Linked DNA regions of Homo sapiens: region 1 is linked to region 2. Evidence: chromatin loops called from intact Hi-C (ENCODE). Cell type or tissue: gastrocnemius medialis. All regions are shown on one strand. Each heading gives the region's core, and the rest is flanking DNA. Links, peaks and the distances in the headings are about the cores only.

What was found. Hi-C counts contacts between places; a loop is a spot of excess contacts. Peaks named below come from ENCODE experiments on the same cell type or tissue, not always from the same donor. Only the 100,000 strongest peaks of a DNase experiment are listed, where the experiment ranks them.
Region 1: it touches region 2 in a loop (3-fold over the local background); 8 of 110 quality-filtered maps call a loop at or near these places.

What each region holds. Positions count from the first base shown.
Region 1 is chr5:40,984,046-40,999,857 of GRCh38, forward strand. C7 (complement C7) reads left to right here. Exons shown (of 18, transcript NM_000587.4): 18 at 1-598. MROH2B (maestro heat like repeat family member 2B) reads right to left here. Exons shown (of 42, transcript NM_173489.5): 40 at 15,632-15,734; 41 at 14,567-14,632; 42 at 13,975-14,113. The coding sequence ends at 14,007. Among named protein-coding and RNA genes, the nearest start is that of MROH2B, 79 kb to the right of the region's middle. In gastrocnemius medialis, for the core only: no CTCF peak of the experiment used is centred there; a DNase peak (open chromatin) is centred at 7,486; H3K27ac peaks cover 1,954 bases.
Region 2 is chr5:40,894,200-40,909,823 of GRCh38, forward strand. It overlaps C7 (complement C7), which reads left to right and starts at 15,298. Exons shown (of 18, transcript NM_000587.4): 1 at 15,298-15,417. The coding sequence starts at 15,412. RefSeq lists an enhancer at 1,538-2,187. In gastrocnemius medialis, for the core only: a CTCF peak has its summit at 10,696 (motif pointing right); a DNase peak (open chromatin) is centred at 10,713; H3K27ac peaks cover 1,275 bases.

The sequences.
Region 1 (15,812 bases), core at 2,499-10,498, 85 kb after region 2:
ACTCATGAGGACGCTACAAGTTACCTGGGCAGAGAAGGTGCCTGAGAATATTTCCTAATCGTTTTGAGAAGTGCCTTCCTGTGACATCTTATGTATTTCCTAATTGATCAAAAGTAGTGCTGCTTCTCTAAGCCCTGAGATTTAATGAGCCCCATTCAAACTGTTATTAATGTAACCTTCTTTCCCAGTGCAGGATGACTTGTAATCACCTTGAAAGAGAAGGAGGGTTCTTCGTATTCAGGTAGGGTATGGTAGGGATGTGGAGTGCCAAGCAGGAAATCTGACAAGTGACCCCCGGAACTTTGGATTACCTAGCAACTAGCCAGGTAACTGGCTAATCTGATTGAGGGTTGCCCTCTTTGCTGGGCAGATCATGGCTAATCTCAGCTTCACATGAGTCTTGTGAACCATCTAGTTGTTTTGTAACTGCTAAGAGCTGCAAGTGCTGAGCAGCTGGTTTATACAGCATTCCCTGAAACAGCCTAGTATGTGTCCATTTATGTGCCCGGCTTATTATGTGTCCACTTATGTGTCCAATTAGTAATCACTTTTTCTTTCGGTCAAGGTATGTGTATTAATCAATATTTTTTGAACCCGTCCTGTCTCAGTCTGTTTTATGCTGTTATAACAGAATATCACCAACTGGGTAATTTATAATGAGCATAAATTTATTTGGCTGCTGGTTCTGAAGGCTGGGAAGTCCATGAGCATGGTGCTGGCATCTGGCAGGGCCTTCATGCTGCATCATCCTATGGCAAAACGTGGAAGGGCAAGAGAGAGCAAGAGGAAGCAGGGGCTGAACTCGTTTTTATAACAAAAGCACCCTCATGATAACTAACCCATTCCCGTTACAACAACACAATCCATTCATAGCAGCAGAGACCTCATGTCCTAATCACTTCTTATGAAGGCTTGCCTCCCAACACGTGCATTGGAGGTTAAGTTTCCAACACATGAACTTTGGGAAACACATGCAAACCACGGCACCATGGTTTATCATTATTCTGTATTTTCTTTATGTTCCTATTCACATTTCTTATACACACATACTCACCCACCACAGGCATTTGGATTATTTGGAGATAATACACACATACTCACACATAATACACACAAACTTACTCACTTATACACACATACTCACCCACCACAGGCATTTGGATTATTTTCACAGCATAATAGCTAGTGGAAGTGGTCATCATCATAAACTTGAAGAAAACTTAAGATATTGCATACTTTGGGCACAAGATGAAGTGGGTATTCAGGGGTATCCAATACTTCTCTTTCTCTTCTCTGAAGTAGAGCGGATAGACAAAGAAGAGAAGAGAAAAGAAAAGGGGAGGCAGGAGAGATAGAAAGAGAGAGATAAATTGGGCCATTCTTAGTATGGGATTGGCAGAACTGAGTAGCCATACCAGTCCACTGAGATTTTTCTTCCTTGATGGACTAGTTAAAGCGTACTCAATACTTGTGTTAGAAACAGAATGGCTTGTTTCTTTCTCAGAACACTAAGCCAGAAAAGCGACATCAGTAGGAGGCAATTTCCATTAATGTCTGAGAAAACAGGTTTATGCCTGCCTTTCAATTACCTTGGACTTTCAGGCCATTCACACATTTGTGGACGAGAAAGCTGATGCCATGATAGGAGCCCCTGCTGTGACAACCAAAGCACCTACAATTTGTCTTTTTATTTATTCCTGTCAGGCTGTGAAGGCAAAGCTCTAGATTTACATTCAAGATATCAATCACATAGAAAAATTTGCTTCCTCAGCCAGGGGTTAACAAGACCAGATGGAAAGACTGCCGTTGTTTGAAAGGGGTGGGCTGGAGGTGAGAAGGTGGGCAAGAGAAGAAAACATGAAAATGTTCTTTTCAATTCATAGGCTGAGGACAATTTCCTGTGAAAAGACAAACATAGGAACTGCTCTGTTATCACTGTTATTTCCATGCATCTCTATGAGAGGAGACTTGCACTGAATTCCAGGGAAGGGGACTTAGTTATACGGCAGATCAATGATGTCCAAGACAGAGAAACATTGACTGAAAAACGAAGCACATGCGATGTTGGCTTGAGGGTCTATTACAAAATAATCAGCTGCCCTAGTCAACTGGGAACACAGAGAGGTCAAGGAATTTTCAGCAACAGTAAAATATAATTTTCTTATTAAAGAAAAAGTTTTGCCTGGCATCCCTAAGAGAAAATGGATTAACATGAAAGGCTTAGGATTGGTGTATCATTAGGCCATATACAACCCACGTGTGCATTATGACAGTATTTAATAAGGGGCCACAACTGAACTCTAAGTCCAGAAACTCTTTTTTGCACAGGTAGCACCAAGAGCAACTCCTGAAGTCAGGCATTATATAAAGCTGTATTCAAGCCCACTGACTGGACCCCCTTGTGACCCTATAGAATTAAGCAGCTTTGGTATGATGATAATGAGCCTTCCAAAGTATCTTGAGTCTCTTAATAATGTAATGATTGGCTGTTTAGCATGGACATGGGCACAGATTCATTAAATGTGGCAGAGAAAGGCACTTTTGAGGAAATCTGGTTCCCAAATCCCCTATAGCTTGGTGAAAATAGTGACTTATCCTCATTGCTCAGTACACTGGCTGTATATGCTCAATAAAATGTCCATTTTACAGTCACTTTCCACAGTCTCACAGCTAGTTAGCAGAAAGTCTAGTCTTAAAAAATCTCTTTATCTCCCAGAGTAGAGCTCATCCTGTTTCACTCTAGCACTGGCCCCTTTACTGTCTTGTAGACCTTGCGGATATTGTATGCTAGTCGTGTCTTGCCAGACAGCAGCATAGTTAAATGAGTCGTGTAGGGGTGGTTTCTTGCTATAGCTAGAGTGCTAGTATTATGAAATGTCAGCATAGACTTAAATAGGCAAGACATTTCTTTTGTTCCATGAGTAGTATGATCCTCCTAATTATCTTCCTTCCTTGTTTTGAATATAGATGGAGGTTTCCTGTAACCTTCCCTGTGGAGCATTGATTGAGGGTAGGGAAGTTGAAAATTGTGGTAGACAAGGAGCCAGAAGGCTTAAGGAGGAAGCTTAGCAATTACTGAGATCTAAACAATGTTGACAAATAGGCCTAAGTTTTGGAAAAGTTGATCTTGGGACTTTGGCTTATGAAGAGACTGCTAGTCCTGCTTCTAACAGTGGAGGTGACTGGAGCTAACAGTTCTTTTGGATGTATACTGGGAATTATAATCTTGCAATAAACATTCTTTCCAATTTAGATGGGAGAAAGGAGGGGACTGTCTTAGTTGGTTCAGGTCTCTATAACAGAATACCACAGACTGGGTGGCTTAAACAACATTTATTTTTCACAGTTCTGTAGGCTGGAAAGTCCAAGATGACAAATTTAGTGTCTATCAGGGGCCTGCTTCCTAGTTTGCAGATGGCCACCTTTTCTCTGTGTCCTCACATGGTGGACAAAGAGGGAGCTCTGGTCTCTTACTCTCCTTATCAGGGCACTAACATCATCAAAAGGGCCCCACCCTCATGACCTCATCTATACCTAATATCCCCCAAAGAATCTACCTCCAAATACCATTGCATTGGGAATTAAAGCTTTAACATATGAATGGGTGGGGTGACACAAATATTCAGTCTGTAGTAGAGACTGTGAACTGGTGTGATTTTTTGGGTGAAACTGTTGCTTCATTCAGTGGGTTTCTGAGGAATTTTGCTTCAAAAGCTTGCCCTTTGGCAATCCTGGCAAGTAATGCAAAGAGATCAAACTAAATTTATAAATCAGATATATTGTGTCTGCAGATGCTGGGGAGACACTTTTCTCTCATATTGAAATAGCAGTGCCTCAAAGATCTAATACAGGAGCTCAGCAACGTAGGCTGGAATTACCATCTCTTCTGAGACAGAACACTGGTCCTCAATCTTCAGATGTGTAATGCAAAGACTTGAATACCAGAAAAGAGCAATGTTAACATTTAAAGCTAAAACTTCAGTAGTGCTTATCATGTGCCAGTAAATGCTGCTAGTTGCCTAGTTCCTTGCTTCTTATGAGTGGTTGATCAGAAATATCCAATGCAGATATTTCGTTTATCTCTATTACCAGTTCATGCCATGGTGTGTAAGTGCTTTCTTTACTACTGGAAATAGAGTCATTAGCATCTTTAAACTCAGATCCAAATCAGAAAACTTGTCCTTGAAATTCTGTTTCTCTAGAACCACTCTCAGTACATAAATCTTTATTAGGGTTCTTCAGAAAAACAGAACCAGTCGGATAGATATAGATATATGATATCATATATATCCTAAAGGATATATATATATAAAATATATATTTATATAATTTATTAAGTTTTTAATATTTTCTATTTTTGTCCTCATTGTCTTGAGCATATGGAGCACATTTTTAATAGCATTACAAGTTTTAATATATTAATTCAATCAATTTTGGCATTTATGGGTCCATTTCAATTATTTTTAAAAAGTTTCTTTTGGTTAATATTATTTCTTTTTTGAATGACTTACAATTTTTTGACAAATTTTACATTGTTTCATGCTGGATTTGATCCTAATGCACAGCTAACTTACGTAGAATAGGTTAAATCTTTTAGTGCAATCAAAAGCTACCATTAATCTAGAGTTTATATTATGTCCTTCCATTCTGGTTGGTACGAAATGATCCCTCCTTATGTGAATTTTAGGAATTGTTAGGCTTTCTGGTTTCTGGTACTTCTCTCCCTCACTTGTACACAGCTCAGCTTCCAGTCAGCACTCAGCATAGATCAGCAACGGTCCCACTCTGCTGAGCTCCAGAGCTCTCATTCCTCCTTGTGCAGCTCCTTTGTCTCAGGCAATTTACTCTATAAATTCTAATGCCTTGACTCCCCAAACTGAGGTTTTAGTTCTTCAATTCAGTGAAGCCAATGGACACTGTTTGAAATCCACCTACCTGTGCAGTGGCCTGGAAATCGCCACCGGGAAGTAAGCCGTGGCAAGTCTAAGTCTCACCTCATTTGTTTCCCTTCTCTTGGGGGTCATAATCCTTCAATGACTTTTGTCAAATGTTTAAAAACCATTGACTTTCATTTTTTTCCAGTTGATTAAGGTGGAAGAGGAAATCTAATTCCTGTCACTCCATAATGGTCAAAAGCAGAAATTTCTTAAATATAATAGCATTTAAAATAAGCCTCTCATTCAAGTCCAGACATGAACTGCATGGCGGTCTGCTTCACAAAAGTGGAATGCAACATCACTGAGGGTATTTTTTTTTATTTGTTTATTTTTGAGACAGTTTTGCTCTGTCACCCAGGTTGGAATGCAGTGGTGTCATCATGGCTCACTGCAGCCTCGACCTCCTGGGCTCCGGTGATTTTCTCACCTCAGCCTCCTGAGTAGCTGGGACTATGGGTGCGTGCCACCATGGCCAGCTAACTTTTTAAATTTTTGGTGGAGATGGGGGTCTCATTATGTTGTCTAGGTTGGCCTTGAACTCCTGGGCTCCAGCAGTCCTCCCGTCTTGGCCTCCCAAAAGGCTAGGATTATAGGTGTGAGCCACCGCCCCCGGCTTCTGAGGGTATTTTCTTATTTCCATGCTGTGCAATTTTGGGAACAAGCACCTATCTTGGGAAAGAAGCAGCTTCATTTTATTATCCTAGTCATTTAAGCTTAAATTCTCAGTTTTCTTTGATTCACCCCTTTAAATCTTCCAAGCAAAATTATCTCTGTCATTTCTTTTTTCTTTTTCCTTTTTTTTTTTTGAGATAGAGTTTTGTTCTTGTTGCCCAGGCTGGAGAGCAATGGTGCAATCTCGGCTCACTGCAACCTGTGCCTCCCTGGTTCAAGTGATTCTCCTGCCTCAGCCTCCTGAGTAACTGGGATTATTACAGGCATGTGTCACCATGCCTGGCTAATTTTGTATTTTTAGTAGACATAGGGTTTCTCCATGTTGGCCAGGCTGGTCTCAAACTCCTGACCTCAGGTGATCCGCCTGCCTCTGTCTCCCAAAGTGCTGGGATTACAGGTGTGAGCCACTGTGCCTGGCCACCTCTGTCATTTCTTTATATATTTCCTTAGTCTAAAAACCTATCAGCTAGTGTCTGATTTACCAGTTTATCTACTCTGTTAATCATGTCCTACAGCGCTGATTTTATCATTTTACTATATTGATCAAGAACCCCTTTTAGTTGCCCACTGTCTTCTGAATAAAGATTAACTCAATTTGTCATTCAACGTTTGGTCCCTTTGCTATTTGGTCATCTTTATCTCTTAATAAAACTTTTCTGCTATTGTCGAAAGGGCTTCATTCTGTCCTCTGTTGAATGTAACAGATCAGGAAACTGCCACCATCAAGCCCTGCCCACAGGCCTATCTGCCCCATCCACAGGGCAGGCACATTCCCACTGTTTCAACCCTGAGCACAGCCTCTGAGGATTGGATAATGAATGGTTTTCTTATGATTCCACTGGAAGCAGAGTAAAGGTAGATTCAAACACCCGCTATTCTCTTTGAAAAATTGAAAAAGTCCTAGTTAACCTGTACTGCAGGCTAATAAGCAGTTTCCCAGGCTCTCCATCTCCAAGATAGAGCCTCTTTTGACCACTGTGCAGTTAAGAAAGTTCTAGGGTATTGACTATTTTAATCCTCAGACCCAGAATATTTGGAGGTAGTGGTAGGTAATGTAAGAGAAGGGATTTCTTATCTTGTGTTTTTCAGTGGCTCCCAAATTGAAAAAGAAGCTATGAGTCACATATATTTGGAAAGTTATATTCCCCAAATTTATCTTGCCTTTAGGATAACCACATAACTCAATAAATAAAATCCAGGACAGTTCATCCAGAAGGAATACAAATAAGTAAGGATGTTTTTGTTGGATAAAGAAAGTCTGACAAAGTAGAGGTAGAAAGCAAGTGTCCTTTTTTCAGGTCATGACTTGGTGATTTTTTACACACACAGACACACACATGTACACACACACACAAACACACACACACATACATTCTTGTAATGAATTCCACTGTCCCTCCCTCATGTTCCTCGACTCTGTCACATTTTCTGCTTGTCATGGTTTAAGGGATACCAGCAATGCATAAGAAAGAGAAATCTGAAGAAATGATAATTCCCAGGCTGCAGCTACATAAAACTGTTATCAGAAAGTTTTTCTCTGCCAGGCTCCTGATGAGCTCACAGGTTACTAGCCCTTCTAATTGACTACGCATTCTCTATTTCTATACTCAGGAAATCTGAAGGATGATGGTGGGGTTGGAGACTAACTCAAGTAAGAGTAAAAACCATTAGAAAACTTTGCTCTAATTTTAGAGCCTGGTGAGTGCTTCAGAAGTGCCTCTTTCTGTACTTTATCCTTTGAAACAGTGGCAGTAACTGGGACAACTCCAGTTGAGCAATTTCTCTGGCTTCTTTCACTGGAAGCCTATTTGTTTCTTCCTGTCTGTGATCTTTGTTCTTCTTTTTTTCTGGTAAAACTGCCTCCATGGCAGGGTCAGCCAAACTAAACAGGCCTGATTTACCAGCAGAACACTGGCTTCCACTGTTGGGTTAAAGGGCAGAGTTCTGAGTAGCAAAATAATATGATTCAGAGTTCTTCAAAGCAGTGCTTAGCCACTAGGCAGTCCATGAACATTACAAAATCTCCATCCTAAAGTAAACAAAAATTGAAAAATGATTATATGTGCAACTAATAGTGAGAAAAACAACAGGAGTGAGACTAAAAGAAATCTGTAATTTCTTCAAGAATACTTGAACATGCTTTTCCTCTACAACTCTATTTCCCTGAGACTCTCAAGTAGACTGTATTAGTCCCTTCTCACACTGCTATGAAGAAATACCCAAGACTGGGTAATTTATAAAGGAAAGAGGTTTAATTGGCTCACAGCTCTGCATGGCTGGGAAGGATTCAGAAAACTTACAATCGTGGTGGAAGGGGAAGAAAACACATTCTTCTTCACATGGCAGCCGGAGAAAGAAGTGCTGAGAAAAGCGGGAAAAGCCCCTTATAAAACCATCACATCTCATAAGAACTCACTTACTATCATGAGAACAGCATGAGGGTCATTACCCCCATAAGAACTCACTCGCTATCATGAGAACAGCATGAGGGTCGTTGCCCCCATCATTCATTTAGCTCCCATCAGGTCCCTCCCATGATGTGAGGATTATGGGAACTACAATTCAAGATGAGATTTGGGTGAGGACACAGCCAAGCCGTATTATTCTACCCCTGGCCTGTCCCAAATCTCATGTCCTCACATAAAATACAATCATATCTTTCCAACAGTCCTATCAAGTCTTAACTCATTCCAGCATTAGCTCAAAAGTCCAAGTCCAAAGTCTCATCTGAGACAAGGCAAGTCCCTTCTGCCTATAAGCCTGTAAAATCAAAAGCAATTTAGCTACTTTGTAGATACAATGGAGGTACAGGCATTGGGTAAATACACCCATTCAAAATGAGAGAAATTGACCAAAACAAAGAGGCTACAGGCCCCATGCAAATCTGAAATCCAATAGGGCAGTCATTAAAACTTAAGGTTTCAAAATCATCTTCTTTGACTCCATGTCTCACATTCAGGGCATGCTGATGCAAGAGGTGGGCTCCCATGGCCTTAGGCTGCTCTGCCTCTGTGGCTTTGTGGGGTACAGCCCCCCTTCCTGGCTGCTTTTATGGGCTGACATTGAGTGTCTGCAGCTTTTCCAGGTGCATGGTGCAAGATGTTAGTGGATCTACCATTCTGGGGTTTGGAGGACAGTGGCCCTCTTTTCACAGCTCCACTAGGCAGTACCCCAGTGGGGACTCTGTATGGGGGCTCTGACCTCACATTTCCCTTCTGCACTGCCCTAGCAGAGATTCTTCATGAGAGCTTTGCCCCTGAAGCAAACTTCTGCCTGGACATCCAGGTATTTCCATACATCCTCTGAAATCGAGGCAGAGGTTCCCAAACCTTAATTCTTGACATCTGTTGACCTGCAAGCCCAACACCACATGTAAGCCACCAAGGCTTGGGGCTTGCACACTCTGAAGCAACGACCTGAGCTGTACATTGGCCCCTTTTAGCCATGGTTGGAGCTGAAGCAGCTGGGATGCAGGGAACCCTGTCTTGAGGCTGCACAGAGCAGGGTGGCCCTGGGCCCTGTCCATGAAACCATTTTTCCCTCCTACGCCTCCAGGTCTGTGATGGAAGGGGCTGCCATGAAGGTCTCTGATATGTCCTGGAGACATATTCCCCATTGTCTTGGTGATTAAAATTCAGCTCCTTTTTACTTATGCAAATTTCTGCAGCCAGCTTGAATTTCTTCCCAGAAAATAGGATTTCCTTTTCTATCGCATCATCAGGCTGCAAATTTTCCAAACTTTATGTTCTGCTTTTTATTGAATGCTTTGCCACTTAGAAATTTCTTCCTCCAGATACCGTAAATAATCTCTCTCAAGTTCAAAGTTTCACAGATCTCTAGGTCAGGGGCAAAATGCTGCCAGTATCTGCATAGCAAGAGTCACCTTTGCTCCAGTTCCCAACAAGTTCCTCATCTCCATCTGAGACCACCTCAGCCTGGACTTCATTACCCATATCACTGGTCAGCATTTTAGTCAAAGCCATTTAACAAGTCTCTAGGAAGTTCCAAACTTTCCCACATTTTCCTGTCTTCTTCTGAGCCCTCTAAACTGTTCTAACCTCTGCCTTTTACCCAGTTCCAAAGTCGCTTTCCCATTTTTAGGTATCTTTACAACAGCAACCCACTCTCTGCAGTACAAATTTACTGTATTAGTCCCTTCACATGCTGCTGTGAAGAAATACCCAAGGCCGGGTAATTTATAAAGGAAAAAGGTTTAATCGACTCACAGTTCTGCATGGCTGAAAAGGCCTCAGGAAACTTACAATTACCACGGGAGGGGAAGCAAAAACGTCCTTCTTCACAAGGCAGCAGGAGAGAGAAGCGCTGAGCAAAGGGAGAAAAGCTTCTTATAAAACCGTAAGATCTTGTGAGAACTCACTCACTGTCACAAGAACAGCATGAGGGTAACTGCGCCATCATTCAATTACTTTCCACTGGGTCCCTCCCATGACATGTGGGGATTATGGGAACTATAATTCAAGATGATATTTGTGTGAGGACACAGCCAAACCATATCAGGGACTTTCTCACTTGAGTAACCTGCCTGTGTTTGAACTATAGAAATGAACCACAGAGGGCCCTGGGGGACTGACTGGGAAGAGAAGTATCAAGGAGGACTAGTGACAACTCTCTGAGGGGGAATGGTAGGAATATTTGTTGGGGATGAAAAAGAGATCTAAATGTGTCTCCTGTTACAAAGCCTGACTGTGGTGTACTGTATGTTATGAGAGCAAGTAAGAAGACTTTGATGGGGTCTGGCAAGAGAAACAACTATGAAACAGGCAGAGCAGGAGCAGCAGATGCTGAGCTGAGGTCTCCTGAATTAGAGGGGCCACCTCATCTTCAGTCTCCTATGAAGGGCAGCAATATTCACAGGGCCAGGAATATGGCCACATGGGGCTGAGATCATCAGCTGGGTTTATATACCAACCATTGAGTTTATGCTAATATTTGTGATTATAATGATAAATTTGCTAATATCATAATATTTATATTGCATAGTTAACAATATAAATATTGATTAAACAATGATTCTGTGCCGGGCTTCTAAATGCTTTACTTGGGCTATAGTATGAATGTTTGTGTTTCTCCCTAATTCATTTGTTGAAACCTAGTGCCCAAGGTGATGGTATTAAGAGATGGAGCCTTTGGAAGTTGATTAGGTTCCACCCTCATGAATGGGATTAGTGCCCTTATAATAGAGGCCTGAGGAAGTTTGTCTGCCTCTTCCACCATGTGAGGACACAGCGAGAAGGAACACAGAAAGAAGGAACATATGAAGAATGAGCCCTCACCGACACCAAATCTACTGGCACCTTGATCTTGGACTTCTCAGTCCCAGAACTGTAAACATAAATTCTGTGGCTTGCAGATTACTAAGATATTTTGTCTCAGCATCCTGAATGGACTAACATATTTAGTCAGATAATAATAATCAAATTATTATCCTGATCTTACAGTTGTGGAAATTGAAGTACAGAGAGGTTAAGTGGTTTTTCGAAGTCAAATGGCTAGTAAGTGGTGGAACCAGGATTTGTGAGAAAGAGAGTCTTAGAACAAGGTGAATCTAAGATAAGGGTTTAGACAGTTAAAGGTTTCAGAGGCAATGTGTGTTTTGTGTGGCCATTCTACCTACTTTCGATCAATCAATCTATGAGAAAGGCCCTATGCTGCATGCCAGGAAGGGGGCTGTGGTGGAGATATACAAATACCCAACAAATTCCTATGTGAGTGAATTTACACTCCTGTCGAGGATGTCCTATAGTTCTGTAGTGGCTCAACCCAAATTCTATTAATACTTTTTGCCCTACATTCTGAAACTGTCCTGTGAAATACCATAATTACTAGCTATACATGACTATTTAAATTTCTGTTAATTAAAATTAATTAAATATTAGGTTTGATTTTTAAAAATTGATAAATAATAAAATAATTAAAATTAGATAAAATTAAAAATTGAATTCCTCAACTACCTACATTTCAAATGCTCAGTTGATACACATGGCTAGTGACTACCATGTTGGTCACTAAAGAAAGAAAAAATGATTTCCATCGTTGCAGAAGTTATATTGGATAGCACTATTTCACAACGTCATTTGACTTAAAATAATCTGCCAAAAGAGGTCAACTAAACCCATGTCTTTTGCCTTCTTTTTTTTTGCTCTGTTTCACATATGTTGTGCTTGGGAATAGCTTCTGACTCCACTAAGAAGTTAATGAAAGCCATTACCCAGAAAATGCACCTATGCGATTCTATACAGAAATTCGTATACAACTTTGCTAGGATCATGGACTCTCTGTGTAACAGTTACCTACTGGTGCCTAGCAAATTACCTCAAAACCCAGTGGCTTAAAACACTAAAGTTTTATTATCTCACACAGTTTCATGGTTCAGGAATTTGGGAATAGCTTGGTTAATGATTCTGGTTAAAGATTCTCATTAGATTTTGCTTGAATTGCTAGATTTTGCTAATAAAAATACAAGATGCTCAGCTAAATTTGAATTCATGATAAACAAGAAATAGTTTTTTAGTGTAATATATAACTAGGATATATTTTTACCAAAAAATTCAACATTTATCTGAAATTCAAATTTAGCTGGGCAGGTGTATTTTATCTCACACTCCTAGGTTTCAGTCAATGTGTGAGTGAGCTGGGGTTTCAGTCGTCTGTAGACTAATGGGCTCTTGGGTCCATTCCGGAGATGATTCACTTACACGCCTTGCAGCTCAGTGCTCATTGTTTGCAGGAGTTTTTTGCTACCTGGACCTCTCCACAGGGCTGCTTGAGTGTCCTTAGGACACATCAGCTAGCTTCTTCCAGAATGAATGAATCAAGAGAATGCACTATTACTTATGACCTTGTCTTCCAAGTCATAGTCCATCATTTCTGAAATATTGTATTGGTTGCACAGGTCAGTTTTATTCATTGTAGGAGGGGACTTCCCAGGGGCATGAATACCAGGAAGCAGGAATCACTGGGGCTATCTGGGAGGCTGGCTCCATTTCTTGGAATTTATACATAGATTTTATAGAATATGAGCACCCTGAAGGCACAATTTTTCTATTTTCCCTCCCTGTTGTAGTTCCAGTGGCTATAACAATGCCTTATAAAACTGTAGGCATTCAATAAATATTTGTTAAATGAATAAAGAAATGGACTCCTAGTCCATAATCTCTTACCCAAAAGATTCTACTGCTCCCTAGGTTTTGTAGAAACAAAGATGTTTCCCCAAACAGCTTGGAGATGAAGATATTAGAATATAAGTAATAAAAATTTGCACGGACATTCTAAAGTAATATATTAATAATGGTGCTAATAAATGATCATGATGGTGCTTTTAAATGAGTGCCAGTATCTGTGTTAGAAACTTCTTTTTAGGGCTGGGGGCAGTGGCTTATGCCTGTAATCTCAGCACTTTGGGAGGCCACGGCAGATGGATCACCTGAGGTCAGGAGTTCAAGACCAGCCTGACCAACATGGTGAAACCCTGTTTCTACTAAAATATACAAAAATTAGCTAGGTGTGTGGTGGTGGGCCCCTGTAATCCCAGCTACTCAGGTGGCTGGGGCAGGAGAATTGCTTGAATCTGGGAGGTGGAGGTTGCAGTAAGCCGAGATCGCACCATTGCATTCCAGTCTGGGTGACGGAGAGAGACTCTGTCTCAAAAAAAAAAAAAAAAAAGAAACTTGTTTTTAGGTATGTAATTTCATGTATGTAACCTTTCACTTATGCATTGTGAAAAACAAGAAAGAATAATAATCCAGATACTATGAAGAAATGAACGCACTCACACACACACACACACGTGCTTGTGTGCGTGCATATGCACTGTTGTTCTGGGATAAAAGTAGAAAGGAAATGATGATATTTAATAGAATGCCAGACAGGTTCTTTTGTAGAAAAGTACCTGGCATACTCTTGACACATAAATTACAACCTGGGAGAGAATAGGCAGGTTAAAGTTTATCATAAGACTGATTTTAAAAAGAGGAGTGTGGGTAGTAATTCAAAGCTGGCAAAGATCTGAGAGGAAAGGGCTACATGCGGAAAATAACAGTGGACCTCTTTTTAGTGGCAGCAGAATTATGTGGGTCAAATTCTGCCGCTTTTTGATATCTGCTGGGACTTACTTTCTCAAGACAGAGGGCTAACCTAGGCAAAGCCATGTGGCTGTCACGATCCAAATCACAGGTTATCCCTGAAGTGAACTTGTGGGATTTGCTTTTTGCTAATGGAAGCCACCAAGGAGATTCTAGAGAGGAAGAAATATACCACCACTTCTATATCCCCATCGTAGGCAGCATCTCTTTCCTCAAGATGCTCCAAGTTTGTGAGGTAATAGGATGAAGACAGGAGTCAGATATAGGAAAAGCCAGCAGTTTATTTCTTGATGGCTTACAGAGGAATGCTTGTCTCTTTACACCTTCTCAGGAGGGTTTGCAAAGCAGCCTCAGCTGCTCTCTGGACACTAATACACGGATCTTGACGAAGTGCTTGGAGTCCTGAAATGGCAAGAATAGCAAATAAGTGGAGGAGGAGAGTCAGAGCCCAGCAAGAAGGGCAAACCAAGCCAAGGCCCAACTTTTTAGCACTGAGGGTCAGACCCAAGTGGGGCTCAGGTCCTCATGCTCACATTTTATCCTAAAAGGTAGGATGTGGAACTACAAGAAATGATTTTAACATTGAAATAAGGGAAGAGAAGGCCCTGACCTTGTGATCAGTAGGTTTAGGCAATTGGAAAATCGTAGTCTATTGGTGTTTCTGATGCCTGCAAAGGGCTGGAGCTGGAGATTGCTTTGTACCCTGGAGAAATTCTAGTGTCTAGAGAGCATCAGAGACAATAATTGGTACTAAGATTTTCAAGTTCTGGGCTGACGTGGAACTTAGAACAGCAATATTTTCTCTTTTCCTAAGAATGTAACAATATGCTGGGAAGAAACTAGGTTGGTACTCACGTGTGGTCAGTTGTTCTCTGTCTAGTAACTCCACATATTGGCTGGTCAAATTGAGAACAACGGCATCTAAAGTTAATAGGAGACCATGTTACTGATTTCATTATAGAGGAAGAAGCCATGAAAAGTATAGCAGGTTAGACTCTGCACCTGGTGAGAAGGTAAATGGTAGGCTGGTGAATGAGCAAACTATATGACTTCCTTTGCACCCCCTAGAATGATGTCAGGGTGACTTCTATTGGGTCCCGAGTGCCATGTCTGCAAGTAGTCACTTATCCAGAGTATTTGGCAGAGTTCACACAATGATCTTCTAAGGAGGCTAGTTGTTGTTGGGATTTCAAATGTGTGTAAGATAGGGTCTCTGTCTTCAAAAATTTCATAATGTGTTGGTGGGGGGATCATATGTATGATTCAAGAAGGAATCTTCAGATTTTTAATTTGGCCTTAAAGGTGGTGAAGGGAGTGGGCCTGTTGTCTGTGGGCTGAATTAGTTGGAACAGGCTTCAAAGTAAGACTTAGAATTTCATGATAGAAGGATCTCTAGAGATTTACTTATGTTTTATTTTATACATCAGACAGAGAGGTAACATAAAGTTAAGTCAATTTCCAGAATCACATAGCAGAGCCAGGGGCTGCTGGCCCCCACATGAACATACTTCCCACTTGTATCATGTTGCCAAAGCTCTCAGCTTGAACTGAGCTTTGGATGTTGAGTATGGGTTATCTTATGGGATGAGGTGAAGAAGTGTTTATGTAAGGGCAGCAGCTGGGAGCAAAGATCTGGGGAAAAGAAGGAGCAAGGACTTGGAGCCAGAAGGAGCATGAAGGGCTCAGATGGGAGGAGAATGAGTGTAGGTGAGTCAGGAGAGGTTATGAGTTTTCACTGCAAAAGGAAGCAGGTTTCTTTGAGGGAGGATGTTACATGACGTAAGATAAAAGCCCTTTCTGGGCTTTAATAAAAAAGTTATACCAGTCCTACTAGTGTTCATACTGGACAGCTTCTGGTCAAAGCAAAACTAGGTGGAAAAAGCAGACATATCTGGGTAGGAAATGGGGATGTGTACTCACCTGTGAGTTTGACAGCTGCACTCCTGATCACCTCCCAGGTGCTGGTGAAGAAGGTGAAGGAGTGTGTGTGGAGGATCCACAGAATTTCCTGGTTTTTCTTGGCCTAGAAGAGATGTGAATTTCAAAGAGGGCAACTGGAAAGTGAACCTTTGTGACATTTGGCATCCTATAGGTCCTCAGA
Region 2 (15,624 bases), core at 7,625-15,624:
CTCCCTTCAGACAGCTACAATGCTTCTCATGGGTTAAGGCAAGGACAGGTCTCCTGCCAGAAAATCCAAGATGTTGGAAAAGCTGGTTGACCACTTCAATCTCAGTTTTTCTAGTGTGGAAACGGTGCTTTGGGGGGAGATTTTTTTATGCACTTGTTGCTGGGCAGAATGGGGTGGGCCTTGCAGATGAGGAAGAATCATCTCCTACGACCTGCTCAGAGTTTTTTTTTTTTTTTTTTTCATTTCTCTGTGGCCCCAGGATGTGTCTCATTCTCATATTTGAGTTCTGGGTTGTTGCTGGCGAAAATCTTCGTGCTGTATATTTGTTTTAGGTTTTCTTTGGGGAGTAGTGAAGCCCGTTTACTTCTACACTGCTATTTTAAAACCTTCTTCCTGGCTTATTCACAAATGAGGTAGCCTCTTCTTCATCCTGCATTGGACTACATGTTTTGAGATACTTTTTTTTGATAATAAAGCATTTACTAACATAATTTGTTTCATCTTTTGCTTAATCAAAGTTATAATATATGCAAATGTTAACTAGACCTTCTGATTAATGTGAGCCATACCATCACTATCACAATGCTAGTTGATATAATGTTCAATCCAAAGAAAAGAGTTTTGATACTTTAATAGGCTGCTGCACTCTCATTTTGGATCATGTAAATTTAAAAATAACCCTAGGTACACAATGACTGTCTTCACAAACTCATAAGAATCTAATTTCATATAGTTGGCAATTACTCCGGTAGTAATTACAGTTGGGTTCTTTCTGGACTCCTGGACTGAGTGTTTGTAGGTTGATTTAGTTGTGTATTATTGAAGGCATATCTTTGGATAAACTGTTTTTTTTTTTTTTTTTTTCAGAGACAAAGTCTTGCTCTGTCACCCCGGCTGGAGTACAGTGGCATGATCATAGCTCACTGCAGCCTCAAACTCCTGGACTCAAGCTATCCTCCCACCACAGTTCCCAAGTAACTAGGACTATAGGCATGCACCACCACCATATCTGGCTTTTTAATTTTTTTTTACTTTTTGTAGAGATGAGGTCTCACTATGCTGTGCAGGCTGGTCTCAAACTCCTGGCCTTAAGCTATCCTCCTGTCTGGGTTTCCCAAAGTGCTGGCATTATAAGCATGAGCCACTGTGTTTGACTAATAAACTGTTTTGAGACGGAAGGAGTGAAGATGGCTGAATAGGAACAGCTCCGGTATGCAACTCCCAGCGTGATTGACACAGAAGACAGGTGATTTCTGCATTTCCAACAGAGGTACCTGGTTCATATCACTGGGATTGGTTGGACAATGGGTGCAGCCCAGGGAGGGCGAGCAGAAGCAGGGCTGGGTGTCGCCTCACCCAGGAAGTGCAAAGGGTTGGCGGATTTCCCTTTCCTAGCCAAGGGAAGCTGTGACAGACTACCTGGAAAAACAGGACACTCCCACCCAAATACTGCACTTTTCCCAAGGTCTTAGCAACTGGCAGACAAGGAGATTCTCTCCCGTGCCTGGCTCAGCCGGTCCCATGCCCACAGTTCCTTGCTCACTGCTAGTGCAGCAGTCTGAGATCGAACTGCGAGGTGGCAGCCTGGCTGGGGGAGGGGCGTCTGCCATTGCTGAAGCTTGAGTAGGTAAACAAAGTGGCCAGCAAGCTCAAACTGGGTGGAGCCCACCGCAGCTCAACAAGGCCTACTGCCTCTAGACTCCACCTCTGTGGGCAGGGCATAACTGAACAAAAGGCAGCAGACAACTTCTGCAGACAAATGTCCCTGTCTGACAGCTCTGAAGAGAGCAGTGGTTCTCCCAGCACAGTGTTTGAGCTCTGAGAATGGACAGACTGCCTCCTCAAGTGGGTCCCTGACCCCCATGTAGCCTAACTGGGAGACACCTCCCAGTAGGAGCTGACAGACACCTCATATAGGCAGCTGCCCCTCTGGGACAAAGCTTCCAGAGAAAGGACTGGGCAGCAATATTTGCTGTTCTGCAATATTTGCTGATCTGCAGCCTCCGCTGGTGATACCCAGGCAAACAGGGTCTGGCAAACTCCAACAGACCTGTAGCTGAGGGACCTGACTATTAGAAGGAAAACTAACAAACAGAAAAGAATAGCATCAACATCAACAAAAAGGTCATCTACACCAAAACCCCATCTGTAGGTCACCAACATCAAAGACCAAAGGTAGATAAAACCACAAAGATGGGGAGAAACCAGAGTAGAAAAGCTGAAAAATTCTAAAAATCAGAACGCCTCTTCTCCTCTAGAGGATCGCAGCTCCTCGCCACCAACGGAACAAAGCTGGATGGAGAATGACTTTGATGAGTTGACAGAAGTAGGCTTCAGAAGGTTAGTAATAACAAACTTCTCCGAGCTAAGGGAGGATGTTCGAACCCATTGCAAGGAAGCTAAAAACCTTGAAAAATGGTTAGATGAATGGCTAAGTAGAATAAACAGTGTAGAGAAGACCTTAAATGACGTGATGAAGCTGAAAACCATGGCACGAGAACTTTGTGACACATGCACAAGCTTCAATAGCCGATTTGATCAAGTGGAAGAAAGGGTATCAGTGATTGAAGATCAAATTGATGAAATAAAGTGAGAAGACAAGGTTATAGAAAAAACAGTAAAAAGAAATGAACAAAGCCTCCAAGAAATATGGGACTATGTGAAATGACCAAATCTACATTTGACTGGTGTACCTGAAAGTGATGGGGAGAATGGAACCAAGTTGGAAAACACTCTTCAGGATATTATCCAGGAGAACTTCCCCAACCTAGCAAGGCAGGCCAACATTCAAATTCAGGAAATACAGAGAACACCACAAAGATACTCCTCTAGAAGAGGAACCCCAAGACACAATTGTTAGATTCACCACGGTTGAAATGAAGGAAAAAGTGTTAAGGGCAGCCAGAGAGAAAGGTCAAGTTACCCACAAAGGGAAGCCCATTAGACTAACAGTGGATCTCTTGGCAGAAACCCAAGAAGCCAGAAGAGAGTGGGGGCCAATATTCAACATTGTTAAGGAAAAGAATTTTCAATCCGGAATTTCATATCCAGCCAAACTAAGCTTCGTAAGTGAAGGAGAAATAAAATCCTTTACAGACAAGCAAATGCTGAGAGATTTTGTCACCCCCAGGCCTGCCTTACAAGAGCTCCTGAAGGAAGCAGTAAACATGGAAAGAAACAACTGGTACCAGCCACTGTGAAAACATGCCAAATTGTAAAGACCATTGATGCTATCAAGAAATTGCCTCAATTAACAGGCAAAATAACCAGCTCACATCATAATGACAGGATCAAATTCACACATAACAATATTAACCTTAAATGTAATGGGCTAAATGCCCCAATTAAAAGACACAGACTGGCAAATTGGATCAAGAGTCAAGACCCATCAGTGTGCTGTATTCAGGAGACCCATCTCACATGCAAAGATGCACATAGGCTCAAAATAAAGGGATGGAGGAAGATCTACCAAGCAAATGGAAAGAAAAAAAAAGCAGGGATTGCAATCCTAGTCTCTGATAAAACAGAGTTTAAACCAACAGAGATCAAAAGAGACAAAGAAGGCATAATGGTAAAGGGATCAATTCAACAAGAAGAGCTAACTATCCTAAATATATATGCACCCAAGACAGGAGCACCCAGATTCATAAAGCAAGTCCTTACAGACCTACAAAGAGACTTAGACTCCCACACAATAATAATGGGAGACTTTAACACCCCTACTGTCAATATTAGACAGATCAATGCGACAGAATGTCAACAAGGATATCCAGGACTTGAACTCAGCTCTGCAACAAGCAGACCTAATAGACAGCTACAGAACTCTCCACTGCAAATCAACAGAATATACATTCTTCTTAGCACCACATTGCATTTTCTAAAATTGACCACATAATTGGAACTAAAGCACTCCTCAGCAAATGTAAAAGAACAGAAATCACAACAAACTGTCTCTCAGACCACAGTGCCATCAAATTAGAACTCAGGATTAAGAAACTCACTCAAATGCAAAAATAGGAAGCATTCCCTTTGAAAACCGGCACAAGACAAGGATTCCCTTTCTCACCACTCCTATTCAACATACTGTTGGAAGTTCTGGCCATGGCCAGGGCAATCAGGCAAGGGAAAGAAATAAAGAGTATTCAATTAGGAAATGAGGAAGTCAAATTGTCCCTGTTTGCAGACGACATGATTGTAATGGGTGCAGCACACCAACATGGCACATGTATACATATGTAACAAACCTGCACATTGTGCACATGTACCCTAGAACTTAAAGTGTAATAAAAAAATTTATATATATATATATATATATATATATATATATATATGAAAGAAAACCCCATCGTCTCAGCCCAAAATCTCCTTAAGCTGATGAGCAACTTCAGCAAAGTCTCAGGATACAAAATCAATGTGCATAAATCACAAGCATTCCTATACATCATTAACAGACAAACAGAGAGCCAAACCGTGAGTGAACTTCCATTCACAATTGCTACAAAGAGAATAAAATACCTAGTAATCCAACTTACAAGGGATGTGAAAGATCTCTTCAAGGAGAACTACAAACCACTGCTCAATGAAATAAAAGAGGACACAAACAAATGGAAGAATATGACATGCTCATGGATAGGAAGAATCAATATTGTGAAAATGGCCATACTGCCCAAAGTAATTTATAGATTCAATGCCATCCCCATCAACCTGCAAATTGACTTTCTTCACAGAATTGGAAAAAAATACTTTAAAGTTCATATGGAACCAAAAAAGAGCCCACATTGCCAAGATAATCCTAAGCCAAAAGAACAAAGCTGGAGGCATCATGCTACCTGACTTCAAACTATACTACAAGGCTACAGTGACCAAAACAGCATGGTACTGGTACCAAAACAGAGATATAGACCAATGGAACAGAACAGAGGCCTCAGAAATAACACCACACATCTACAACCATCTGATCTTTCACAAATCTGACAAAAACAAGAAATGGGGAAAGGATTCCCTATTTAATAAATGATGCTGGGAAAACTGGCTAGCCATATGTAGAAATCCGAAACTGGATCCCTTCCTTACACCTTATTCAAAAATTAATTCAAGATGGATTAAAGACTGAAATGTTAGACTTAAAACCATAAAAACCCTAGAAGAAAACCCAGGCAATACCATTCAGGACATAGGCATAGGCAAGGACATGATGACTAAAACACCAAAAGCAATGGCAACAAAAACCAAAATTGACAAATGGGATCTTATTAAACCAAAGAGCTTCTGCACACCAAAAGAAACTACCATCAGAGTGAACAGGCAACCTACAGAGTGGGAGAAAATTTTTGCAATCTACCCATCTGACAAAGGGCTAATATCCAGAATCTACAAAGAGCTCAAACAAATTTACAAGAAAAAAACAAACAACCCCATCAAAAAGTGGGCAAAGGATATGAACAGACACTTCTCAAAAGAAGACATTTATGCAGCCAACAGACACACGAAAAAACGCTCATCATCACTGGCCATCAGAGAAATGCAAATCAAAACCACAATGTGATACCATCTCATGCCAGTTAGAATGGCAATCATTAAAGTCAGGAAACAACAGATGCTGGAGAGGCTGTGGAGAAATAGGAACACTTTTACACTGTTGGTAGGAGTGTAAATTAGTTCAACCATTGTGGAAGACAATGTGGCGATTCCTCAAGGATCTAGAACTAGAATTACTGTTTGACCCAGCAATCCCATTACTGGGTATATACCCAAAGAATTATAAATCATGCTGCTATAAAGACACATGCACATGTATGTTTATTGCAGCACTATTCACAATAGCAAAGACTTGGAACCAACCCAAATGTCCATCAATGATAGACTGGATTAAGAAAATGTGGCACATATACACCATGGAATACTATGCAGCCATAAAAAAGGATGAGTTCGTGTCCTTTGCAGGGACATGGATGAAGCTGGAAACCATCATTCTGAGCAAACTATCACAAGAACAGAAAAAAAACACTGTATGTTCTCTCTAATAGGTGGGCATTGAACAATGAGATCACTTGGACACAGGGCAGGGAACATCCACACACCAGGGCCTGTTGGGGGGTAGGGGGATGGGGGAGGGATAGCATTAGGAGAAATCCCTAATATAAATGATGAGTTGATGGGTGCAGCAAACCAACATGGCACATGTTTACCTGTGTATCAAACCTGAATGTGGTGCACATGTACCCTAGAACTCAAAGTATAATAAGAAAAAAATAAACTGTTTTGATAAAAATTTCTCTTTGGTTCACATTTACTTATGCATATTTAAAAGAAACTCATTTATTGTTCATGAGTGTGGAGCTTATATGTGCTCAAGATGATGTACTATGGTTTTTATATATCTTGAATCTCATCAATCCTATAAAAAGTTTCATTCCCTTTGTTATGTAAGAAAATTGAGGCCTATGAGGATAATACAGATAGCAGATTGTGAACTCTAAATTTGAGACAAGATTTGTTTGATGCCTTTTTTGGCAAGCCACATTTTCTTTCCAGAAACAGGCCCAAATCAGTAGAAGATGAAAAGGAGAAAGAAGAGAATGAAACCAATTTCTTTGTGAGTCTGGGTAATTTATTACATTTCGTGTATATTTAATTACATAGCAGCAGTGATGTTTACTCATATGCTCACTTTGAGAGCTTGCATTTGGAAACTTGGTCACATAAATATCAAAGAAATAGATTGGTGGTGCACTAAAGTAAAGATCTATGAATTACTATATCTACCTTCCAGACCATCCTTTTGGTCCTGGTGACCATGAAGCATTTTAGTAAGATTGCTGTTACTTTTAGTGCTATGTGTATCCCTACAGTATCCCATGATTCATTCAAATAAACAAATGAACAAACAAGCAAACAAACAAAGGACAAAGAATATATTAGGACGCTTATTCTTTTTTTTTTTTTTTTTTGAGGTGGAGTCTCACTTTGTCACTCAGGCTGGAGTGTAGTGGTGTGATCTTGTCTCACTTCAACCTCCACCTCCTGGGTTTAAGCGATTCTCCTGCGTCAGCCTCCCAAGTCACTGGGACTAAAAGTGTGCACCACCACGTCTGGCTAATTTTTTTTTTGTATTTTTAGTGGAAATGGGGTTTCATCATGTCAGCTAGGCTAGTCTCAAACTCCTGACCTCAAGTGATTCTCCTGCTTTGGCCTCCCAAAGTGCTGGGTTTACAGGCATGAGCCACCACATCCAGCCAGGATGCTTATTGTTTTGTACTTTGAATTATAAAATAATAAAAGCTAACAAAATAAAATTAAGTAATTATATTTTTAAAAAATCAGAAATACATTCATTAATGTATTAAAACTATAAAACTAGTGGAAAGTAAAATTCTTAGTCCCACCTTTTTCTATTCATTCTGTTTCCATCTCTTCACCTAGTTTCCTTCCCACATTAATCTTCAGATAAGAATTTTTATTAGTTTCTTTGTGTATCCTATGAGAGTTTTTTCATGCAAATGCAAACAAATAGAATATATATTCTTATTCTCCTCCCTTCTTTTAACCCAAAATGCTATACTGTTCTGCACCTTTTTTTTTCACCTCTAGAGTATATTTTGTAGATCTTTCCATATCAGTGCATAGAGTGTTTCTTCCATTTATTTAGCTGAATAATATTCCATTTAATGTGTGTACATACTGTCGTTGGGTGCAGTGGCTCACGCCTATAATCCTAGCACGTTGTCAGGCCAAGACAGGTGGATTGCCTGAGCTCAGGAGAGCAAGACCAGCCTGGGTGACATGGTGAAACCCTGTCTCTCCTAAAAATACAAAAAAAATTAGCCAGGCATGGTGGCGCATGCCTGTAGTCCCAATTACTTGGGAGGCTGAGGCACAAGAATAGCTTGAACCCAGGATGTGGAAGTTACAGTGAGCCAAGATGGCGCCACTATACTCCAACCTTGGCAACAAAGCAAGTCTCACAAAAAAAACAAAAAAAGTGTGTATATGCTATACATTATTTAACCAATCCATCATTGATGACTATTCGGATTGTTTCACTGTTTTTTTTTGTTTGTTTGTTTGTTTTTGAGACGGAGTCTCACTTTGTTGCCCGGGCTAGAGTGCAGTGGTGCAATCTCAGCTCACTGCAACCTCCACCTCCCAGGTTCAAGCGATTCTACTGCCTCAGCCTCTCAAGTAGCTGGGACTATGGTGCATACCACCATGCCCGACTAATATTTGTATTTTTAGTAGAGACAGGGTTTCACTATGTTGGTCAGGCTGGTCTCGAACTCCTGACCTCAGGTGATCCACCCACCTTGGCCTCCCAAAGTGGTGGGATTACCGCTGTGAGCCACTGCGCCCGGCCCAATTTTTTGTTTGTTTGTTTGTTTGTTTGAGCCATGTTCTTACTTTGTTGCCCAGGCTGGAATGCAGTGGCACGATCATGGCTTACTGATGCCTCAATCTCTTGGGCTCATGTGACCCTCCCACCTCAGCCTCCTGAGTAGCTGGGACCAGAGGCATGCACCACCATGCATGGATAATTTTTAAAATTTTCTTGTAGATATGGGGTCTTGCCATGTTGCTCAGGGTGGTCTTGAATTCCTGGCCTCAAGCAATCCTGCTGCCTTGGCCTCCCAAAGTGCTGGGATTATAGGAGCAAGCCACTGTGCCCAGCTGGATTGTTTATGATAATTTGCATACTAGTTCATATTTATTGGAGTAAGCTCACTATATTCTGGGCATGATGCTATAATTGTTGTATTTGGATTATCTCATTTAATATAATACCCCTAGGGGTCAGATAATATGATTTCCACCTTTCAGATATGAAAACAGAAAGTCAGAGAGATGAACAAACCTGCCCAAGATTTGAACCCAGATTATCTGTTTTCAGAGCACATATTTGTATAAATGAAACACAAATTAGAGGCCCACAGCACTTTGGAAGGCCAAGGCAAGAGGTTCACTTGAACTCAGCAGTGTGAGGCCAACCTGGGCAACATGATGAAACCTTAGCTCTACAAAACATATAAAAATTAGCTGAACATGGTGGCATGTGCCTGTGGTCCCTGCTACTCAAGGGACGGCTAAGGTGGGAGGATCACCTGAGCTCAGGAGGTTGAGGCTGCAGTGAGCTGTGGTCACACCACTGCACTCCAGCCTGGGTGACAGAGCAAGACCCTGTCTCAAAAAAATAAAAAAATAAAAAAAACAAAACAAAAGAAATACAAATTAGTACTCATTTTGGTTTTAGAAAAATTTTCCTCCTAAGAAGTTTCTAGTTAGGTATTTGTGAATATTCTTCCCTGGTTACTAAGATTTTTTTTCACAAACATTTTAAGAGGTTGCACAATTCAGGATTTTACTTCTTTTTTTTTTTTTTTTTGAGACAGAGTCCCTCCCTGTCACCCAGGCTGGAGTGCAGTGGCACGATTTCGGCTCACTGCAGCCTCTGCCTCCAGGGTTCAAGCAGCTGTCCGACCTCAGCCTCCTGAGTAGCTGGGATTACAGGCATGTGCTACAGGTGTGCTACCACACCTAGCTAATTTTTGTATTTTTAGTAGAGATGGGGTTTTGCCATGTTGGCCAGGATGGTCTCGAACTCCTGACCTTGTGATCCACCCGCCTAGGATTTTACTTTTTTTAACCACATTGTTTATTCTTTCTTGGCCTGTGGAATATTTAACGATGAATCTGATATTAAAACATATCTGTTTAAAGATTGTTTAAAGAATTATAGCTTAAAATTAAGGGGTGGCCTGACATTTTCTGAGTGATTGATTTTTATTTTAGGTCTATTGCATGCTGAGCTCTTGGTATGAAAACAAAAACAACTTTCCGTTTAGGCACCACAAGTTTGAAGTGTAGATCAAATAAATGACCTTGTCCTTTTTTACCCTTCCTCCACAGGACTTTACATAAGGCAGTTACAGAACCACTGAAATCTTTGTATTTTATGTCTTCCTTCTCAGAGCTGTTTGACTTAATTCAAATTTAAACCAAATGAAATGTATCTTGTACTTGCAGGCTACTGCTACAATGTGCATTGCAATAACTGAAAAACCCAGATGCCATTCAGAAACCCAAACAAATCTGGGCCTTCTCCTAAATTTAGCAAATGCCTGTCGCTATTAAAAACCATAACGACAAAACTTCTTATCTCCTCGTGATTGTAATTTGATTCTTGCCATTTGCAGCCATCGGGGTCACCAGGGCAAAAGCTTGTCCAGTGTGGAAAAGTACAACGGCACCTGTCCAGAAGTCTGTCCAGAAGGGAAGTGTGAAACCTTGTATTTCCTAATCTATTTAAACCTTAAACAACTTTCCTATGAAGAACCGGATGCCAACAGAGAGTATTAATCTAGTGGCCTCACTTTAAATTAATGCACAGATCACAGCATTTAATGCAGTGCTTCCAGCAGAGATGGGCAGCATCTTATTATGTGTAATGATAAAGCATTTAATAATCATCATTTTACTGAAATCTTCCTTTGAATAAGGCATTGCTTGGCAGCCATTTTTCATTCTCAAACTGTTCACAGTGTGACACTTTAAATGGAAAAAGCAACACCACCTGGAGTACTTATTAGCTTAACAAGCACTTGCCTGGGAGCCTAGGAAGATTCACTGTGTTTCACTCCCTCCTGAGTGGTTTAACTCCAGAGCTTAATGGTATTCTTTGACTCTAGGGCCTGGAGCAGTCTGCCACTAGGGGATGCTCTTGCTTCTTCACTCCAACTCCTGGCCGGTTCAATTCTGACCTTATCAGCCTCAATACAAGAGAGGAGGAAAAAGGAGGCTTTTACTCTTCCCCAGTGAGTTTGTTCCTCTGAAACCCCCAGAGTCAGCTAAATCTGTTGGAACAATTCAGAGCAAAATGAAATGACTAGTAAATGAAATAGCTTCGTTAAAATGTTTTCAAATATCTCCCTGTGGTGAACCAGAATTGCTTCCTGATATCATCGGTGGAGTAATAGTTTCATTAGGGTTTGGGGATGTTAACAGTGTTTGAAGAGCTGCCAAGGGAGGTGAGGGCAAATGGGGAAGAGCTGGTGTCACAGGAGATGAGGAGAGGGCTGTGCCCTTATTGACCCTTCCCCAGTCTGGCAGAAATCTGCTTTATCCTTCTACTGATTTAGCTTTGGCTCAGACACCATTTATTTGCCAAAGCATGCCCATATACCAGTTTTGGGGTTTGTTAGAAATAAAAGTCCAGGGGGTCACATGAACTTGAGAAATTCTGGGTTGAAAAAGTTAAAAAAGTTTTACTTGTTACAGAACTTTCAGAACATTTAATTTACAATGCACTGTGCTTTGCAAATCCAAGCTGGGCATTTGCTGGGAGTAATTGTTGACTGGGTTCTTCATCTTGAAATTCTCCTGAATTGGCTTGATGTTGCACTGTTTTGGTTTTTCTTCTTTTTCTGTAACCTCTCCTTTTTGGGACTTTTTTTCTTCTTACTCCTGAACAGGGGCATTTCTTGTGGTTTTATGGTTCATTATGTTCAGTCTCTAGAAGATTCACTGAAGTCCATGATTTTAGTTAGATACCTCCATGCTAGCAGCTCCACCCATGTCCCCCTCCAAGAGACATAGGTGAAGCCTGTCTCTTCCCAAAGAGACCTCCATTATATGTTGGATGCTTTCCCCAAAGTAAAAATGTCCCCTCTCCAAAACCATCTCTTCCTTTTTGACTTCTAATTTTCTTCCTCCTTTAAATTTTTCTTAAATTCTTTCAATTCTCTGAGTCAATCAGACTTGAAACCATATTTAATCACTAAACCCTGTGAATTCTTCTGCCTTTTTTGTCTTTCCTTTTTTTTTTTTTTTTTTCCTGGGACAACGTCTTGCTCTGTTGCTCAGGCTGGAATGCAGTGGTGCCATCTTGGCTCACTGCGACCTCTGCCTCCCAGGTTCAAGTGATTCTCCTACCTCAGCCTCCCAAGTAGCTGGAATTACAGTTGTCCACCATGTTGTCCAGGGGTTGTCACCATGTTGGCCAGGCTGGTCTTGAAATCCTGACCTCTCCAGTGATTCACCTGCCTCGGCCTCCCAAAGTGCTGGGATTACAGGTGTGAGCCATCGTGCCCAGCCCCTTCTTTTTTTGTTGTTTCTGTTTTTGTTTTTGTTTTTGAAACAAGGCATTGCTCTGTCACCCAGGCTGGAGTGCAGTGACCTGCTCATAACTCACTGCAGCCTCAACCTTCTGGGCCACCTCAGCTTTCTGAGTAGTTGAGACTACAGGCATGTGCCATCATGCCCAGCTAATTTTTGTGTTTTTTGTAGAGACAGCTGTGTCAATCCCTTTTTAAATGAGGCCTTGATCCCCTTGTCTAAACTACTGAAATAAATTCCAAGTCACGCTTCCTGCTTCCTTTCCTTACCTATTCTATGTAGGCTGCACACAGCTACTGTTTCAATCAATCTAAAACACTGCTTTGATTCTTTCTTAAAAACTTCCAGTGGGTGAATTCTCAGTGACTCATTGTGTGAATAAAGTCCATACAACTTATGCTAGCAGTAAAACTTCCCACAGTGTTGCTCCCACCTGCATTTAAAGCCTTTGTGCTAATGGTTCCTCCATTAAAATTGCAGACAGAAGAAATGCTCTTGTGATGTTACAGATATGAAGGTAGGAGTGTGCAAGGCAATTGGGGAAAGGAAGTTTCTGTAACCCTTTCAGAATTGAATGATCTATGGGATACCTGAGCTGAACAATTCAAGTTCTAAATTACTATAAATATATCCAAATCATCCTCTAGATTAAGGATATTCTGTAAATGGGCTAATACGGTCCTTTATAGCATGTAAAGAACAAAAATAAGGAAGGATATAGCTTAAGGCTTCTACCTGTCAAAGCTGATAGCCTATCATATTACACATTTTAGAAAATATTGATCAAATTCAGGATGAAAAAATTAATACATGCATGTATATATAAATAAAAAGCTACTGTAGCAGATGCTGTTGGTACCCTACCCATATTCCTTCATCGCTCGCCTCTAAATGACAAAGGTAAACACCTGCAAATATTGCAAATGCTACAATTCCCTGCTTGAAAACCTTTACTTATGGCTGCAGGCGTGTGCTTAGCTTGCCCCCAGGGCAAGCTGGTAGTGCCAGAGAGCCAATGGGTTCAGAAGCTACCTTCATCATCAGCGATGGGTTTCCTTACCCCTTAATTGGACTAACTCTTTTTTTTTTTTTTTTTTTGGGGGACAGGCTCTCGCTCTGTCACCCAGGCTGCTCTTCAGCAGTGCAGTCTCTTCAGTGGTGCAATCTCACTTCACTGCTGCCTCTGCCTCCTGGGTTCCGGTGATTCTCGTGCCTCAGCCTCCTGAGTAGTTGGGATTACAGGCATGAACCACCATAACTGGCTTTTTTTTTTTTTTGTATTTTTAGTAGAGATGGGGCTTCACCATCATGGCTAGGCTGGTCTTGAACTCCTGACCTCAAGTGATCCACCCACCTCAGCCTCCCAAAGTGCTGGGATCACAGGTGTGAACCACCACACCTGGCTGGACTAACTCTTAATTGCAGAGTTCGTGTGCAATGTCTTTCAGAGTTCCTCATTAGAACTGAACTCAAATTGCCCACTGGAGTCTCTTGCTTGATAAAACACCCTTTATTGACTTTCTTTTCTCCCCAATCTCACTTTCCCACTTCCAGTGGTGCTTTCTAAGATTATCTCTTAAAACAAAAACAAAAACAAACTACTTGCAATTGAATTCTTGTTTCTGAATCTACTTCTGGGGGAACCCAAACTAAGAGAGCCGCTGAAATGGAATTGTATATTGAGAATTTAAGATGAGTCTATGGCATCTGGAATTTATGCAGTTGGAGCTGAATAAAAAATATTTCTTTCAGGAGTCAGGATCTTTGTCTCTGTGACAAAATTTCTTCCACACAAATCACTAAAGCTTTGAACAAAAGATGCGGAAGCTTTGTCTCTGGAAACCACCATTAATTTATGAGGGGAGGATAGGGGTTGTCTTTATTATTCCAGTGCTTTGGATATAGGAAGAAAAAGTCATTAAAGCTAGAAAATCTTCACTAATGGAATGTTTACTTATAAAATTATTCTTAACTCAAATTTTCTTTCCCGCTTAACATTTATTCTACCTCACTCATAATGCACTAGCAGCTAGTGTTAGAATATTTGGTCCAACAATACAAATAAAACTGTAGCTCAATTTTTTTTTTTTTTTTTTTTTTGAGATGGAATCTCACTCTGTCTCCCAGGCTGGAGTGCAGTGGTGCGATCTCAGCTCACTGCAACCTCCGCCTCCTGGGTTCAAGTGATTCTTCTCTCTCAGCCTCCTGAGTAGCTGGGACTACAAGTGCATGCTACCATGCCTGGCTAATTTTTTTGTGTTTTTAGTAGAGACGGGGTTTCACTGTATTGTCCAGGCTGGTCTCGAACTCCTGACCTCTTGGTCCGCTCGCCTTGGCCTCCCAAAGTGCTGGGATTACAGGCATGAGCCACCGCGCCTGGCCAACTGTAGCTCAGTTTCAATAGGAAATCTAAAATCTTGCAAAATAAGCAGCATTTTATTAAATGTATGAAGGTGATGTTGGGGACTTGCTAGAATCAATGCAAAGCTATGGGAAAATAAAGACCTGGTAGAATAAGACAAGATAAAAAGCAAAGGAGAGAAAATGGATGTGGATAATGACCCTGAGAAGAACTTTCCAACACAGTGATCTGATTATCAAAGGATTAAGTGAAGTTCTTGAGAAAATTAGTGATGTCCTCAAATATGTTTACAAAAATTGATATTCTTTCTGATTATTCTGTGAAAGTTAAGCATGAAGGGATGACTATTGGGTTGTATTAGGCTGTACTTTGGGGAAAAATTCTACTCCAGAACATTCTATTTAGATTTTGAGTGACAGAACTGCATTTAAATATTTTCTTTCATAAAATATTTAATCTCAAAGTCTGGCATATAACACCTTTTAAGAGAATCATGAAAACATCCACTTAGTTTAGTAGATTGAAACAAGAAGGAGGCTCATCCCTTGCCTTACAGAGTCTCCTTTGGTTGAAAATCACTTAAACATTGAACTGAGAACATTTGCTGTGTTTCCTGATTTATAGATATGTTTCTAAGAAACATATCTATAACTTCCAAACAGTCCCAGCTGGCTGTAGCTAAGGCTGTGTAATTGATAAGATGCATCTGGTTTCAAGGCACAGATTAAGTACAAGGTCAGGCTCTTGCTGTCGTTGGAGAATCCGGTTGGGGTAGGAGCTAAATCTCAGGACCACTTGCTCTATATATGAGTGCCAAGATAATCTAGAGCAGGGAGAGGCAGAGAGGCAGGCAGCCTGCTGGGCTCTTCCTGCTGTTGAAAACTTACCCGGCCCTTACAGAGGAAATCTTCCTCCTCTCTTCTGCCCTGAATGTTTTCCCAAACATGAAGGTAAGACAATAAATTCATTACTTTTGTAAATGAAGCTATCTTTTCAAATGAACGGGGGTAATATAAATGTAATTTAAACGAAGAGGTGTAATACCTAACTGAAAGACATCAAATAAATAGAAGGCCAGAGGAAAATACAGAAGAAAAAGACCTGGGGGTGATGTTTAGAAATCCTTATTTAAACATATTTAACAGTTCAGCCAAAGT